3 separate regions of the Homo sapiens genome follow, and regions 2 and 3 are each linked to region 1. Evidence: read pairs that join two places in POLR2A ChIA-PET (ENCODE). Cell type or tissue: HCT116. All regions are shown on one strand. Links, peaks and the distances in the headings refer to the core of each region. The heading gives the core; the rest is flanking DNA.

Region 1 (5,340 bases), core at 515-4,514:
AATCTCATGTTGAATTGTAATCCCCAGTTTTGGAAGTGGGGCCTGGTGGGAGGCGTTTGGATCATGGGGACAGATCCCCCATGGCTTGGTGGTGTCCTTTTGATAGTGAGTGAGTTCTTGTGAGACCTGGTTGTTTAAGCGTGTGGCACCTCCCCTCCCTCCCCACTCTCTCTCTTTCTCCTGCTTTCAACATGTGATGTGCCTCCTCCCTCTTCAACCTTCAGCCATGAGTAGGAAAAGCTCCCTGAGGACTCCCCAGAAGCCGAGGAGATGCTGGTGCCATGCTTGTACAGCCTGCAGAACCATAAGCCCATCAAACCTCTTTGCTTTATGAATGACCAAGCCTCAAGTATTCCTTTATAGCATTGTGAGAATGGCCTAATACAGTTTTCCTAGTGATCTTTTCACTTTGCGACTTGTGAACTCTCCACTAGAGGCGGCCCTCTCCACTAGAGGCGGCCATCAAATAGGTTCTGTTCCCCTTCCATCTTTACTTTATTCTAGAAAGAGTACAGAATCAGGTGACCACAAGGAAGCTGAAGGGGGGCATGATCACTGCACTTTATTAAATGGATCTGGGTGATATGGTTTCTTATGGAGAGTCAGGTGGCCTTGAAATGAACACATCCAAATTTATTTGCCAAACTGAGAATGAAAGAGCTAAAGGGGTAATAACGATGATGATGTTAATAATATTAATAATATGATAATGATTATAATAAAAACAACAGCAGTAAACACAACAATCATTGGAATTAGTATAGTTTTTTAGCCTCAATTATGTAAACAATTAAGTGTTCATTCATCAGCAAATCCTTAATGCACAGTTACTGTTCACCAGAGAAACTGAGCAGCTTTGTGTACCATTCTTTTCTGTGAATATCCTAATCTCTGAACCACTTTCTTCCCTCTTACCTGTAAAATGGGAATAATAACCTCCACCTCATTGAGAGTGATGGGGCTACTATTCAAAGAAAAAAAAATTATTGAAGGAACCATCCCCTAGCTAAGTAAATGTTTGCCTCTGACTCCTTTAATTCAAGTACCATGGCATAGTTATTCATAAAAGTCAGTATGTTTATGCATTCTTTCACTCAACAAATATTTATAATATGCATAATATATGTCAAGTACAGAATACAGGCAAAATACATAGTTAATGTAATACAACAAAAAAAGGCAGTGAAAACAAATTTACAAAGGTGAGAGGATGAATAGCTATGGAGGGGATTGTGTGACTTTAAGCAGGATGATCAGGGAAGTCTTTCTTCTGGGGTTGACATTGGAGCAAATAGGTGAAGCTGGTGAAAGCACGGACTATGCAGGTGCACAGACAGAGTTTCACATGGGGAGAGGAGTGTGTGTGCATGGGCTGCGGTGGGAGTGGGGACCAAGAAACAGCAGGAGGACCGGTGTTGCTAGAGCTGGTGAAGCAGAAGGAAGGGAGCAAGAGAAGTCAGAGGCAGAGTCATCAGTGATGTGGACCATGGCAAGAGGCTGGTGATTTACTGGGATCCTATTTCCAGTGTGATGGAAACTGTTGACATGTTCCATTGAAGGTCGGTTAATAAAGATCGATCATTAAGTCAGAGCTAGTGTTTCAGTGAATACCGCATGCTAAGACAGCATGAATATACACCTTGTGCCAAAAGTTACTTGCTGAAGCAAACCAGACTAGCCATGACCAGGTTGAGAGACCATGACAGCACAGTGGAAGACTCCACATCCAAGGGAGTACCTTCGAAATGGTACTCCCTTGTGTACCATTGTGAGGGAGTACCTCACAATGTGGCAGATAGGAGGCCCTAGCTTGCAGACCTATCCAAGATCCATGATGGGACATGAGGAATTATGTGATCAGTGCCAATGAATCCTGTGGAGATTTCTTTCCAGCCAATTGCCTTGAATGACAGGATCTCAAACTCAATTGAATGCTCTGGGCCAGGCTAGGGTTTCATAGACACAATTTCATTCAAATCTCACAATAGCCCCATGGGGTGGAATTTCCATTTCACACTTTGCCTGTGAGGAGTCTGAGATGGGAGATGGTAAGTGATTTGCCAAGTTCACAGCTAGAAAGCATTGCTTCCCAGACATGGAAGCCCACCTTCTCCCTACACAGCCCCTGCGTATTTGTGAGCCTGTAGACACTTCCTCTTTGTCCCTTTCATCTTGCAGCAATAAAACCTGCCAAAGGATGACTTAATGCCAATAATAACCACCTCCCCACTGCAGGGGCCTCTGCAGTTTACCTAGCTCCTTCATACTCATTTTCTTATGCCCTCTGTGAGCCAGTTCACACCCTCCCTGCCTTTTATTTTCACAGGCATGGCAGGTACAGGATGTGATAAATACTCTGAACAAGGAAACATTTAGCCTAAGCCAACTATTATCGGCAGCATCTATGACGAATGACTTAATATAACCCTGAAAAGCACAATGTGATGACTAATTTGTGGTTAAAGGTAGTTGGAAATTTACTTTGTAAAAAATTACATGGAAGTAACCTGATTAACTTTGAAAGAGAGAGCAAAAAAAAAAAAGGGGGGGGGCAACAAAATACACAAATAATGATTTACTCCTCCTTGCAGAGGTAGCAATAAAGATAAGAATTACAACCCCAAGACCAAGAGACGGAATGAACATGTTTCATTTTGCATACTGGATGAAGAACATGGATCAGAGCAGGAAATGTTTAAGTAAGAAAGCTCTGGGGCTCCATGGACTCAAGCAGACCGTTTGTTTTAGATGGGAAAGGAATCTTTGGCTATCTAGTCTCTTCAGTTACCTGATGAAGAAACTGAGGCATACACACAGGATCTTATTTGGAGTCCATTGAGTCAAGGCCTTCTCCTTGGCAGGGAGGAAAACGCAGCATGTTTCTAGAGAAGGATGCAAACTCTGAGGTCCTGATGGCCTGAGCTTGCTGGCTTCGTCTGGGCGACTTGGGACAAATCACCTAACCTCTTTGAGACTGAAATGTTTTATATGAAGACCATGAATGACAATACAAACTTCCTAGTGTTGTAAGAGTTAAGCAGCTTATTGCACCTAAAATACCCAGCAAAATACCTGGCATACAGTAGGTTCACCAAAGAATGTTCATTCCTTTCTTCCTCTGCCTAGTTACTGTCTTTCCCCATGGAAGTCATGAAAGCTGTATCAAGCCTTTCTTAGTTCTCTAACTCCACACCCCTCACAAAAAAAAAAAAAGAAAAAAAATTGACATTAACCTCATTTTTCATTTCCTAGACTGCTGTAGCAAACTATCACAAACTTGGGGGCTTAAAACAGTGGAAATGTTTTGTCTCACAGTTCTGGACGCCAGAAGTTTGAAATCAAGGTGTCATTAGGGTTGGTTTCTTCTGGAAGCTCCAAGGGAGAATCTGTTCGATGCCTCACTCCTAGCTTCTGGTGGCTGTGGGCAATCTTGGCATTCTCTGGCTTGTCAATGCATCACTACAACCTCCACCTCCCTCACGTGAACTTCTCCTCTGTGTCTGTATGTCTATGTCTCAAATCCCCTCTCCTTTCTTTTGTAAGGATACCAGCTACTGGATTTACAGCGTATCCTAAATCCAGGAAATCTAAATCCTGAGCTTTCTAAATTAATCCCATCTACAAAAACACTATTTCCTTTCTTTTTTTCTCCCTCTTCTTCTTATTTTTCTTTTTCAGATGGAGTCTCACACTCTGATGCCCAGGCTAGACTGCAGTGGCACAATCTTGGCTCACTCCAACCTCCACCTCCCAGGTTCAAGCAATTCTTCTGCCTCAGCCTCCCAAGTAGCTGGGACTACAAGTGGGCACCACCATGCCTGGCTCATTTCTGTATTTTTAGTAGAGACAGGGTTTCACCATATTGGCCAGGCTGGTCTCGAACTCCTGACCTTGTCATCTGCCCACCTCTGCCTCCCAAGGTACTAGGATTACAGGCGTGAGCCACCACATCCGGCCCCAAAACACTATTTCTTTTTTTTTTAATTTTATTTTTTTATTATTTTATTTATTTTATTTTATTTATTATACTTTAAGTTCTAGGGTACATGTGCACAACGTGCAGGTTTGTTACATATGTATACATGTGCCATGTTGGTGTGCTACACCCATTAACTCGTCATTTACATTAGGTATATCTTCTACTGCAATCCCTCCCCCCTCCCCCACCCCACAACAGGCCCCGGTGTGTGATGTTCCCCTTGCTGTGTCCAAGTGTTCTCATTGTTCAATTCCCACCTATGAGTGAGAACATGCCAAAACACTATTTCTAAGTAAGTTCACATTTACAGGTACCAGGGGTTAGGACTTAGACAGATCTTTTGGGGGAAGGGACACAATACAACCTACTAAAGAGAGCAAACAACTTGTGTCTCTTGGGGACCCTCTGATTTCTCATACCTAGTACAGTGCTTGTAACCTAACAAGTTTTCATTAAATGCATGTGGAAAACATGAACACTGTCACTTTAAGACTTCCCGTCTGTGATCCTACATTCCTGCCAGATGGCCCCTCTAACCCTGAGAGCCTCAGCTTTCCCAACCGCCTGAGCATCCCACTGTCTGTACCATCACTGAAGCTCCACAGGAAGCCAGGCCCCTGGAAGGCACAGCTCAGCAGGACTGTGTGACTGTCCCCTGACAAGCTGCATGGCAAGGTGCCTACATGCTGTTCAGAAAAGCAGAGCAGGCCTTGTTTCTGCTGAGCTCCATGGAGACAAATGTCAGTGACATTGCTGCCTGCTTTGGTGACCTTCCTTACCACAGGGACATTGGACATAGTACATTTGTGTTTACAAACGCCTCTGCCTCTCTACACCCTAACTTTGCTTATGAGTGTTCCTACTATCCTGAATTTTTTTTCCTCCCCTTCCTATGGCATTTTTATCCCAACTATCAAATTTATCCCACTTTAAATATCTTCCTTAGCAATAACTTCCCAAATAGCCCAATCTACTTTCTACCTGAATATATACTTTCATAAAGTTCATATTTATTCTTTAAAAGATTTAACACAATAGTAAATAATGATGAGTTTAATTACTTGTATAATGCCCTGCTTCCTGAACTATCTTTAAGTTACATGAGAGCAGATCTTTGTCCATTGTATAAATAGAATGCATCTCCAATGCCTGGAGCTAGAAGGTGCGGAACATGTGGAAGCGACCACTTGAATCTGCTTGCCACACTTTTTGTCTTAGCCTTTAGTCCTCTCATTCACACTTCAACTTTCCAATTCCCCCTTCACTCACTGTAAAGTGTATTCATGATCTATATTATCGTACACAACAAGCTTGGTTTCCCAATATCCAGTTCATCATCAAGTCCTATTCATGGAGCTATC
Region 2 (5,340 bases), core at 500-4,499, 99 kb before region 1:
AGTTTAGGGAAGTGTTGTTTGCTTGAGCTGAATTTGGAAGATTGGAAGAATGACAAGGCGTTCATTCCATTCAGCCATTCTTGCCTGTTCCCTGTTCCTTACACACAAGAGAAATGCTCCTGCCTCCGGAAATTTTGGACTCATTTTTCTCTCTGCTTGGAAAGCTCTTACAGAAAAATCTGCAAGCCTAACTCCCTCACCTCCTTCAAGTGTTCCTCAAAAGGTATCTTATCAATTAAGCCCATCAGGATATCTGTTTTTAAAAAGGCATTCTATAGCGCTCTAACCCTTGATACTCCAAATTCCCCCTATACTGCTCTATTTTTTTTCCATGACACCTTCAAAGTTACTATAATTTTACTTTGTTGGAAGTCAATTCTGTAAATTAACATGCTAGCCATAATTTCTGTGAAGAAAAATGTTTTCTCAGCTTTGTTCACTGATGCATTTGAAGTATTTAAAACAGTGCTTGGGCATTGTTGGATGTTTTTAAAAAGTTAGTTAGTTAATTGTTTAATAAATAAATTGTACTGAGTCATGGTGAATATAAAACATAACAAATTGTTTAAGAGGCAGCTAACATAGTGTCTAGAAGATAAGCTATATATTTAAATGAACATATTAGGCAGAAAAGAGTTAAAATCAATTCTCTTACTTTCCATATGCCAAAGTTAAAAGAGAAGAGTAAAGTAAACCTAAACTATGTAGAACAAAGGAAAGGACTAAGATATAAGAAGAAATAAATGAAACTGAAAGCAGAAAAGAATTGAGAAAATCAGCAGAAACAAAAGTTGCTTATTTTAAAAGATCAATAATATTGATGAACCCATAGCAATACTTAACAAGAAAAAAAACAAGTAACAAAATCCACAACTACCAATTATCAGAAATGAAATAATGAAAATCAATATTTTATAGATATTCTGAGTTCAGTGAGCCTCTCTAGCAAATTAATCAAACCCAAGGAAAGGGTGTGGGAACCCTTGTTTATAGCCAGTTGGTCAGAAGCACAAGTCACAACCTGTGCTTGCAATTGGCATCTGAAGTGGTGAGCAGTCTTGTGGGACTGAACCTTCAACCTGTGGGATCTGACACTATCTCCAGGTTGATAGCATCAGGGTTGAGTTAAATTAAAAGACACCCAGCTGATGTCTGCTGCAGAACTGGTCGCTGGTGGAGAGACATCCCTATATGCATTTTGGAGAGCAGAAGTGAAGTGTTCTGTGTTGTATTGGCATGGGAGTAGGAAATAACACTTTGTTTTTCCCTATTTCTCTCGGAGCAGCCATAGAAAATAAATACAGCCATATCTATATTATAGAAGGAGTCATTCCTGGGGATTCAATCTGGAATCCAATAATTCTATGACCACGTAGTACTGCTCATTAAGCCCCTTTTGCACAGATTTTTTTCTATTTCCTGCAATGAAGACAGATTGATTCAGAAATGCACTGATCAGGAAGTCAGAGAAGCTGGCTTTCTAGGCTCAGCTGTTTTGCTCCTTGGCTTTGTGCTTTGAGTAAGCCATGTGACTTCTATGAGTCAACATTTTCAGTCTATAAAGCAAGCATTTTGTATTAGATCAATGATTTTTTAAATGGCAATACCAAAGATTGATTTAAGTGGATGTGAGTTATTTTTATTTTTATATTCACATATAAATTTTTATTTTCCATGTGTGATGAGTGATACTGGTTTTCCAGGTCTGTCAGTGTCTTAAAATTTCCTTAAAAATAGATAGTCTAGAATTGTTTTAAAAGAATAATTTAAACAAAATATTGTATAGATACAGGGAGTCTTTTGGTATGGTTAAAATAGTGAAGGTGATGTGAGAAAAACTGAATTTAGAAAACAGTGAGAGAGAAAATGCCTGGCTTCTTCTCTGCACTTATCCAATCAGTAACCAATTTACTTATTCATTTATTCATCCATTAAATATATAAATATTCATGAGCATCTTTCAAGCACAAGGCCCCAAATGAGAGCACACTAGGAACACAATAATGAATGTGATACCGTCCCTGACCTGAAATACCTGAGTGGGGTAGGGGAGACAAACTCGTTCCAAATGGTAATGTGGTAAGCTTGGAACATCAACAAGGACATAAATATGGTCCTACCGGTTTCTACTTTTGGAACCTCCAGGCTTTCCTGAAATTTATCCTCTTCAAAAGCTACCAGAATGATCAATTTAAAACAAACTCTAAGCGTGACACCCCTTTTCTTTAAACCAGCACTTGACAAACTGCGATCCCAGAACAAACACATTTTACTGTCTCTTTCTGTAAATAAAGTTTTATTGAAAGTTGTACTGGAACACAGCCATGCCCATTCATTTCATATTGTTTATGGCTACTTTCACACTGCAAAGGCAGAGTAAAGTAGTTGTGACAGAAGCTTCAAGAATTCCTAAAATATTTACTATCTGGTCCTTTATATATATATGTAATCTCTATTTTTAAATCCTTCTTCTCCTTTCAAAATACCTCTCTTACAGACCTACGCAATGAGACTTGGCTTTGATTAGAATATTTCCCATCTTTCCTTCGGTCTCCCAACATTTCCATATCTCATTCATCTGATCAAAAGGCTACTGGGTGTGCCTTTCAGGGCTATGACCCTTATTTTGAAAGAAAACAGTACCCTCTCTCCAAGGTCTGAGGAGGCTAGTGTCAAGTAGCGCTGCCAAGTGTTTCCATATTTGACACATATTCTTCATAATTTTAATTTTGGTGCGGTGGTTATTTCCTTTTATTGAAGTTTTCTTTTCCTTTTTTTTTTTTTTTGTTGCTGTTGATAGTAAAATTTGAAGAGGTCAAAAAGTAAATATTCCTTCAGACTGCCATCTGAAACCAGATACAGCTTGATCAGGTTTTTCAAGTCTGTATCTGAAAAAAGGAACATGTTTCTTGAGCTTAAAACATGTGAAGTCTGGCATTTGAGTACTCAATACAGTTAGGTTGAATGAATGAATGCACAAATCCCCATCATTTCACAAATGCAGAAGCTGAGTGAAACGTGTAGATTTGGAGTCTGTTCCAGAAAATACCAATCACCCATTTGACCTGTTATATTTCAGGAGGCTCTTGAAATAAAACTGGCTCCTGCATACTTTCCTACGAAAACGCCCTCACCAGCAGCCACCAGCCATGGCACATTTGCTTCCTTCCTGTGTGTCTCTACATTGAACACCCACCAGTCAAGACAAACCCGAGAGGGAAATTATAACTCCAAGGGAAAGAGGAGGGCTCTAGAGACACCAAGAGTAGGGCTGCAATTTCAAACTGGGTCATGAGGCTTCAGGGACCTGTAGGTGGTGAAGCTCAGCTCTGCTGACAGACATTCCAGCCCTGCAGGGGTGTGGGCAAACTGGGTTCTGTTTCTGCTTTAAAACCTTGTTATATTCGAACTATCTCTCAAAAGCAATAGTACGCTGAGCTTAAGTATGATTTGAAACCTTTAAAATAAGCAAGCATGTTAAAGTTATAGGATGGTACTTGGCACCTAATGAGTCATCTTTTGCATGTTATGCAAAATTTCAAGACAACACCAGATGTTGGGGGAGGATCATTCTCCAGAGAGGGGAAAATTACTGTTTTCTGATTTAAAAAAATGATAAAAACTATCGCTTACAGACAAAAAATATTAAATTTGGGGGTAATTATTGCTTTCTCTCTCTCTTTCTCTCTCTGTGTGTGTGTATGTGTGTGTGTGTGTGTATATATGTTTTTCTTTCTGCGTGTGCATGCGTGTCTCATATATATCTTGTTAATTACTGTAGAATCAGCACTTAATCTATTTTGTGACATATATGAGATATTAAAATATTTGGAGAAATAATAAATGAATGAATGTGCCACTACAGACACAGAAACAGTACTAACCCAGGGAGAGGAACTGGGAGAAACAAATGGAGAGCTTCATTCAGTCACCTGGTAATAGGATGTTTATACTAGAATATTCTAGAAACATGTCCATAAGGACTATTAGGACCCACTATTTCTGAAGCCTATAAACCCAAAACGAGTGTCATGTGGGAAGACTTTGACTAGTGTCATATAAATGCCTGACAGAAATTTCGAATAGACGTCACAAACTGTCGATTCAGCCATTGTCATGATTTTTAAATAAATATTCGTAACCTCCTACGGTTAGAGATAGAAGAGGATATACATCCTCTCCCTAACAATTTGGCAATGAGTCAGCGTGTTACAATAGAAGCAAGCTTTAGTCCAAATTCCTCTAAATGTTTCAAAATTTATTAGCATGGCAAAAAAGTTGCAACTATTCTTATGAAGTAGTCCTCACTTGCTACATTCAGGTACTCAGATAAGCACTAAAAAGAAAACAATTACTTTGAGGTTTTAAAGTTGGTGCATTAATATGACAGAGGATGAAGCCACCTTTCTGGCAAGCAACAGAGTCCTTCAATATATGGGACAATTGAAGTTAGCTCTAAACATAAACTTTCTGAAGATGATTCACCATGAAGCTGCTGGATTTTTATCCCACATTCATGCAAGGGCATTGTAAACATCTCACTAGGTATTTACATCATCAATACCTTACTAAGGGTCTTACCTTACTAAAGGCATCATAAATACCTTATTAGTCATCCTCCTATTTTGAACATTACTAATTTCACCAATGAACAATTATTTCTAATATGTCATATTTGCCAATTAATCCAAATTAATGGTTTCTTTTGGATAGCCTTTGATAATGATATCTGAAGCACTTATAGACAACCACTATGGGCTGTTGGTTTCTGATTCAGCACTTCCTATGCAATTTAACTGCCACCAAATTGTAGATTAAAGTTAATTTGTAAACATATGTGTTCGTGTATATATATATGTATACAAACACACACGTATATATGTATATACCTAACATTATTTATACCACAGCATTTTAAATTACCATACAAATGATGTACAAAAATTCAGGGTAACTAGATAAAGTTGAAAGTGGAGCAAAACCCTAAAATTAGATTTAATGGTGATGTCATAATTTGATTAATTCATTTGTTCAGTAAACATGAATTATGTGCCAGTACAACTCAGTTCATTGTAGATACCCTTTGGCTCACTGAATGCAATGCATTAAGTGTAGTGTCCTTTAAATTCATGCTTCAGTGTTTTGGTAAACACATTTCTATAGAAATATTAAAAAGAAAAATAATCATATTGATTTTTAACTAAAATAACTGCATCTCAAGGGCCCTAGCAAAACTTTTTTTCTGATCACTAAGCAAAATCAAGTTACTACCACCTATTGGTTGCTATATACTGGTTTTGAACTTGTCTCTGGATTATTAGAATTCTAAAATTGAACATT
Region 3 (5,340 bases), core at 500-4,499, 150 kb before region 1:
TGCTGGGCTACACTTCCTAAGAGTTGAGGAAAGATAAAAGCTGAAGTTCATATGGCTCACTTTTTTTATTTGCCCAGGTGCTATTTCTCTTTGGAAGACATATCTGCTCTGTGGTCTCAGCACCACCTAATTCAGTCTAGTTCATCCTTACTCCAGTTACTTTTTGTGTATCTGATCATTTTCCAAAATATAGCAATGATAATGTGTGCTCCATGTAGGGAATTTACTAGAACATTCCTACAAAGGGCAGAGTAGGAAGGAAAAAGAACTAAGCATTTGCCATGTATAGTGTCAGTTGCTTTACATTTCATTCTACAATATGCAGGTAAATAATACATTTCTATATTCTTATATATAATCAAACATGTGCAATATATTTCACCTATAATCAAATTGGTTATAGATTTTTCATCGCTTCAAACACAATATGCTTTCTTGCCTTTTTAAAGTGGTTTTTAGTTTCTCCTCAATTGACAAGTGTCCACATGACCTCTCACCTCTTCCCTTTGCAACTACTTCACCCTCCTCTAGGACAACCAGTGTCTTATACATGTTCCACCAATACCTGCTCCAGACCAGTGACAGTGTAATTCTATATGGAGAATTACACGTACCTATGCCAGGCCAGTGACAAACAATACTTATTGATTGTTTGTTTATGTGTTGTAATACATATGTAACTATATACATTTATATATTGTATAAGTACACCATATACATGTATATACAGTATATATGTGTATATATAGTATAATACTATTTATATATTGTATACAAATATACAATATATAAAGTACTTTATATAGTACTTATTACTTATACAATATATAAATAGTATTGTACTATATAGAACAATTTATTTATATAAAAATAAATTTATATATAATTTTTTATAATTGTGTGAGTATATACAATATATTCATAGTATTATACTTATTGTATAAATACAATAGTATTTAGTATTGTACCATAGTATTATACTATTGTATAAGTACAATATACAATATATACATAGTATTTTACTTATTGTATAAGTACAATAGTATTATACAATGTTATACTATTGTATAAGTACAATATACAATATATACATAATATTGTACTTATTGTATAAGTACAATATACAATATATACATAATATTGTACTTATTGTATAAGTACAATATACAATATATACATAATATTGTACTTATTGTATAAGTACAATATACAATATATACATAATATTGTACTTATTGTATAAGTACAATAGTATACAATAATACCATTGTATTGTACTTATATATTATACTATATATAAATTTATATATTGTATAATATAATGTATATATTGTATTTGTATCATATGTATTTATAGATTTTATTTGTATCATAAAACATTAATATAGAATGTGTACATATGTCTATATTTCAATATGTATGAATATATATCTATATTTCATATGTATGAAGATACATGTATAACTATGATATATAGATAAATACATCTATTTACCTTTCATTCATATATAAATATAATTGTATTTCATCAGTGAATCCAGAGGTTAGTTTTATTTCAGTGAAACGTTTCAAAAAAAGAAAAAAGAGAGACTCGCCAAATCTTAAAGACATCTGACTAGAATAGACCAATGCCTCTAGGTTCATTGAGAAAATTGAAGCTACTTCCATCAGAGGGGTGAGGAAGCCAGTGGATCTTAAGGAGGCAATGTTGTGACGTGAGCTCTTACTGTAGTTACTGAGAAAAGGTAATCATTGCCACCGTCATCCACACACCACATAATCTTATCATCTGACTAAGGAAAAGAAAGTAAATATCACCTCCAAACAGGCATATTTTAGCCTCCGTGGAGGTGCTAAAGAATCAAGTGAACAGTCACGAATTCGAGAGAAGTGCTCTGATTCACACATTGACATCTGGCTTGGCTCCATGCAGTCTTCACAAAATGTGCAGCAAACTCCCCAGAAGCTTTCTGAGTGTTGGCAGTGGCACCGGGAAGGAAGCACGAAGCAAAATATTAACATTTCGCACAGCAAGCAGGTCACACCATGTGAGTTTCAGGAACAAAGTGCCTCTATTTCCCCAGAGCTTACTCAGATGACATGGCCTCCTGCTCAGCTCATTACCAATGCTCTGATGACCTCTCTCGGAAGAATGTATTGACGGTGTTGGCACTGAAAAGATGCTCAAAAGATCAAAACAATAAAATCATGTGAAAGCAGCCTCGGCAGACATGAAACACTTCTGTTCAGTGATGCCTGAACCGGGGGCGGCTCAAAGAGGTGTTTCCCACGGAGAGTTCTAAGTGAATGTCGCCTTTTGCTGTGAGTGCCACGGCATCGGAGACAGATAAGAAGTTGGCGAAACATATGCCAGATCTCAGGGATGGTTATATCTTCCAAAGGAAGATTGGAGCTGCGGAAAAACTCAGAGGCTTCCTCTCCGGGATCTTAGCACAGTCTCAGTGAGCGTCACATTTTTCTGCTATCCAAGTCATAGGTACCTTTTCTAATGAGAAAATTTACAAACGATATAAAATTACTTGGCCTCCTTTGAAATCACTGACCCCCATGACAAATTTGTTTTCTTTCCCTACGGTGGTTAACCAATCAGAAATTAAGCACCAGAAGGGGCACTTGTTGGACAAATGCAGACCCCTAGACTTTTTTTTTTTAATACCTGACGTATGTCTCTTGGTTTGCATGCAGTATCTCTCAATGCTATTCTAGACCCAGGCAAGTTAAATGTAATTGTTATATGTAACAAACCTGCACATTGTGCACATGTACCCTAAAACTTAAAGTATAATAATAATAAAATTAAAAATATATATATTCTGTTGTCCCCCTTTTATAGGCTATAAGGCTGAAGCTTAACAAGGTAAATCATCTTGTTTCAGTCACAACATATTAAGGGACTTCATGGCAGCTGTAGCATTAAAAACCGGAGCTGTCAAATGCTAAAGCTTGGACTTTTTTCTATGTTGCATGCATTTGGTTGCAAAAAAAGTATTAATCATGATTTTTTATGTTCTAAAAACATGAGTTACATAGGAGACATGTTTTACAGCAGTTTTCTCAAACTTTAACATGAGGAATCTTATTAAATGCAGACTCTGATTCACGAAGTCTGGGGTGGGGCCTGGAATTCTGCATTTCTAGCAAGTGCCCTAGTAACACTAGATATTGCTGATGTGGCGACCAGATTGGAGCAAGAAAGTTTGGAGCATGTAATCTCAACAAATAAGACTCTAAGCCCTTGTAGATACAGTGCTTGAGAGTATTTGCACTAAATAACAAAAGTGGCGAGTTCTGCTGAGTATCAGTATGCTTTTTTTTTTTTTTTTTTTTTTGGTCATCACTAATGACCGTGTCTAAATTCATTTTCACAGAAGGCACATTAATTCCACTTTATTCAACCCATCAACAGAAATTCAGTGGCTATCTATGAAAATGTTCATACCTAACATTTGTCAGGTGCTTTACACTTTAAGTGTCTTTTTATGGGTGATCTTACTCAATTTTCACCAAAAGGAAAGGAAACTAAGTAAGCATTGTCAGTGATTTGATTTTAATGTGATAATTTTAAGATTTGGAGAAATTAAGTAACATATAGCTGACATGTGACACAGATTGTATTAGAATATACATTTTTCTTACTCCCAATATTATACCAAAGCATGATTTATGAGACATTGAGGGAAGGTGTATTCATTTGCTGGGGCTGTCACAAAGTACCGCACACCTGGTGGCTTTGATAAAATGTATTGTCTCACAATTCTGAAGGCTAGACATCCAAGATGGAGATGTTGGTAGGGTTGGCTTCTTCTGAGGCTGTGAAGGAGAAATTGTTCCATCCCTCTCTCTTAGCGGCTGCTTGCTGGTGGTTTCCTGGCAATCTTTGTTTTTTGGCTTGCAGACGCATCGCCCCAATCTCTGCCTTCATGTTCACATGGCACCCGTGGGTGTCAGATATGGTTTGGCTGTGTCCTCACCCAAATCTCATCTCGAATTCTAGCTTCCATAATTCCCACATGTTGTGGGAAGGACCCAGTGGGAGATAATTGAATCATGGGGGTGGTTCCCCCACACTCTTCCCATGGTAGTAAGTCTCACAAGATCTTACAATTTTATAAGTGGTTTCCCCTTTCGCTTGGCTCTCAAGTAAGATGTCCCTTTGCTCTTCTTTCCTCTTCTGCCATGATTATGAGGCCTCCCCAGCCATGTGGAACTGTGAGTCAATTAAACTGCTTTCCTTTATAAATTATCCCGCCTCAGGCATGTCTTTATTAGCAGCATGAGAACAGACTAATACAGTGTCTGTGTCCACGTTTTCCTTTTTTATATAAGAACTCCAGTCATGTTGGATTGGGCTCGCCCTACTGCAGCACAACCTCATCTTAACTCATTACATCTGCAACAAACTTATTTCCAAACAAAATAAGATCATATAAGGTGCTGAGGGCTAGGACTCCAAATAAGAATTTTGGGGGTAATACAATTCATACCATAATTTATAACACAATTCATAACATAATAGGTGTTGCCTGGCCCCTGTCTAGGAATTGCTTATGATCTACTTGAGCCAACAATGGGGCATCAAGGCAAATCATGACCCATAAAGGGCAGTAAGGACACTTTCCCAGTGAGTCTTGAAGAGTCCTGAGAAGGAGAGAGCTAGTATTCCCCTGAGAAGTGCAGGGCAGCTTTGATGAACAAGTTGGCAAGCCAAGTTACCCTTGGAGTAGGAGTAAAATTTAGAAGGAGTACTGAAGAGCATCCAAGCTGACAAGAAAAGCGTTTTGCCAAAGAGAAGAAGAAAAGCGACCCTCAACCCTGTTATAGACATTTTTTTTCAAACCCCAAAACAGGAAATTAAGATTAGAATCAAATAACACTGATTTTATATTTATTTCTGGAGACAAAAATAAAACAACTTTGAAATCTAGCCTCGGTTTGTAAAATTAAAATACTAACTCCAATACCGTAGGGTTGTCTTTCACCCTTTTTTTACAAAACAACACAGAAGCAATAGATGTCCAAGCGTGTATCTAACTTCTAAATATATGTCTGGGGTATGCTGATAAAAATTAAAAAAAAAAAAAAACTAGATGTGAAGCAAGAATGAAGAGTTACTATTATTGCATTCTAGAATCTAGGCGACTTGATTTTTATACTTGGAAGTTATAGCTAGTTTTTTGTTAGATTAAAATAAACCCACTTTTTGTTTACAGGCTTGTGGATTTCAGAGGTCAAGTCATCATATTAATTGACAGAAGATTTTGAGGCTCTGGCAAGGGATTGTATTTGAATTCCTCTAGACAGTCTCAGAATTTGCAGTTG

The links. Peaks named below come from ENCODE experiments on the same cell type or tissue, not always from the same donor. Only the 100,000 strongest peaks of a DNase experiment are listed, where the experiment ranks them.
Region 2: POLR2A ChIA-PET joins it to region 1 with 6 read pairs; 1 of 35 experiments calls an interaction of 5 or more read pairs at or near these places.
Region 3: POLR2A ChIA-PET joins it to region 1 with 6 read pairs; 2 of 35 experiments call an interaction of 5 or more read pairs at or near these places.

Annotation. Positions count from the first base shown.
Region 1 is chr4:11,502,687-11,508,026 of GRCh38, reverse strand. No RefSeq gene overlaps it. Among named protein-coding and RNA genes, the nearest start is that of HS3ST1, 76 kb to the right of the region's middle. RefSeq lists an enhancer at 1,904-3,103. In HCT116, for the core only: no CTCF peak of the experiment used is centred there; DNase peaks (open chromatin) are centred at 2,326 and 2,864; H3K27ac peaks cover 3,864 bases.
Region 2 is chr4:11,601,969-11,607,308 of GRCh38, reverse strand. The region is part of intron 2 of LOC107986178 (a long non-coding RNA gene); the gene reads right to left. Among named protein-coding and RNA genes, the nearest start is that of LINC02360, 160 kb to the left of the region's middle. In HCT116, for the core only: no CTCF peak of the experiment used is centred there; no DNase peak of the experiment used is centred there; H3K27ac peaks cover 3,384 bases.
Region 3 is chr4:11,647,811-11,653,150 of GRCh38, reverse strand. All of the region lies in intron 2 of LOC107986178 (a long non-coding RNA gene), which reads right to left. Among named protein-coding and RNA genes, the nearest start is that of LINC02360, 120 kb to the left of the region's middle. RefSeq lists an enhancer at 1,769-2,968. In HCT116, for the core only: no CTCF peak of the experiment used is centred there; a DNase peak (open chromatin) is centred at 2,170; H3K4me3 peaks cover 1,193 bases; H3K27ac peaks cover 3,427 bases.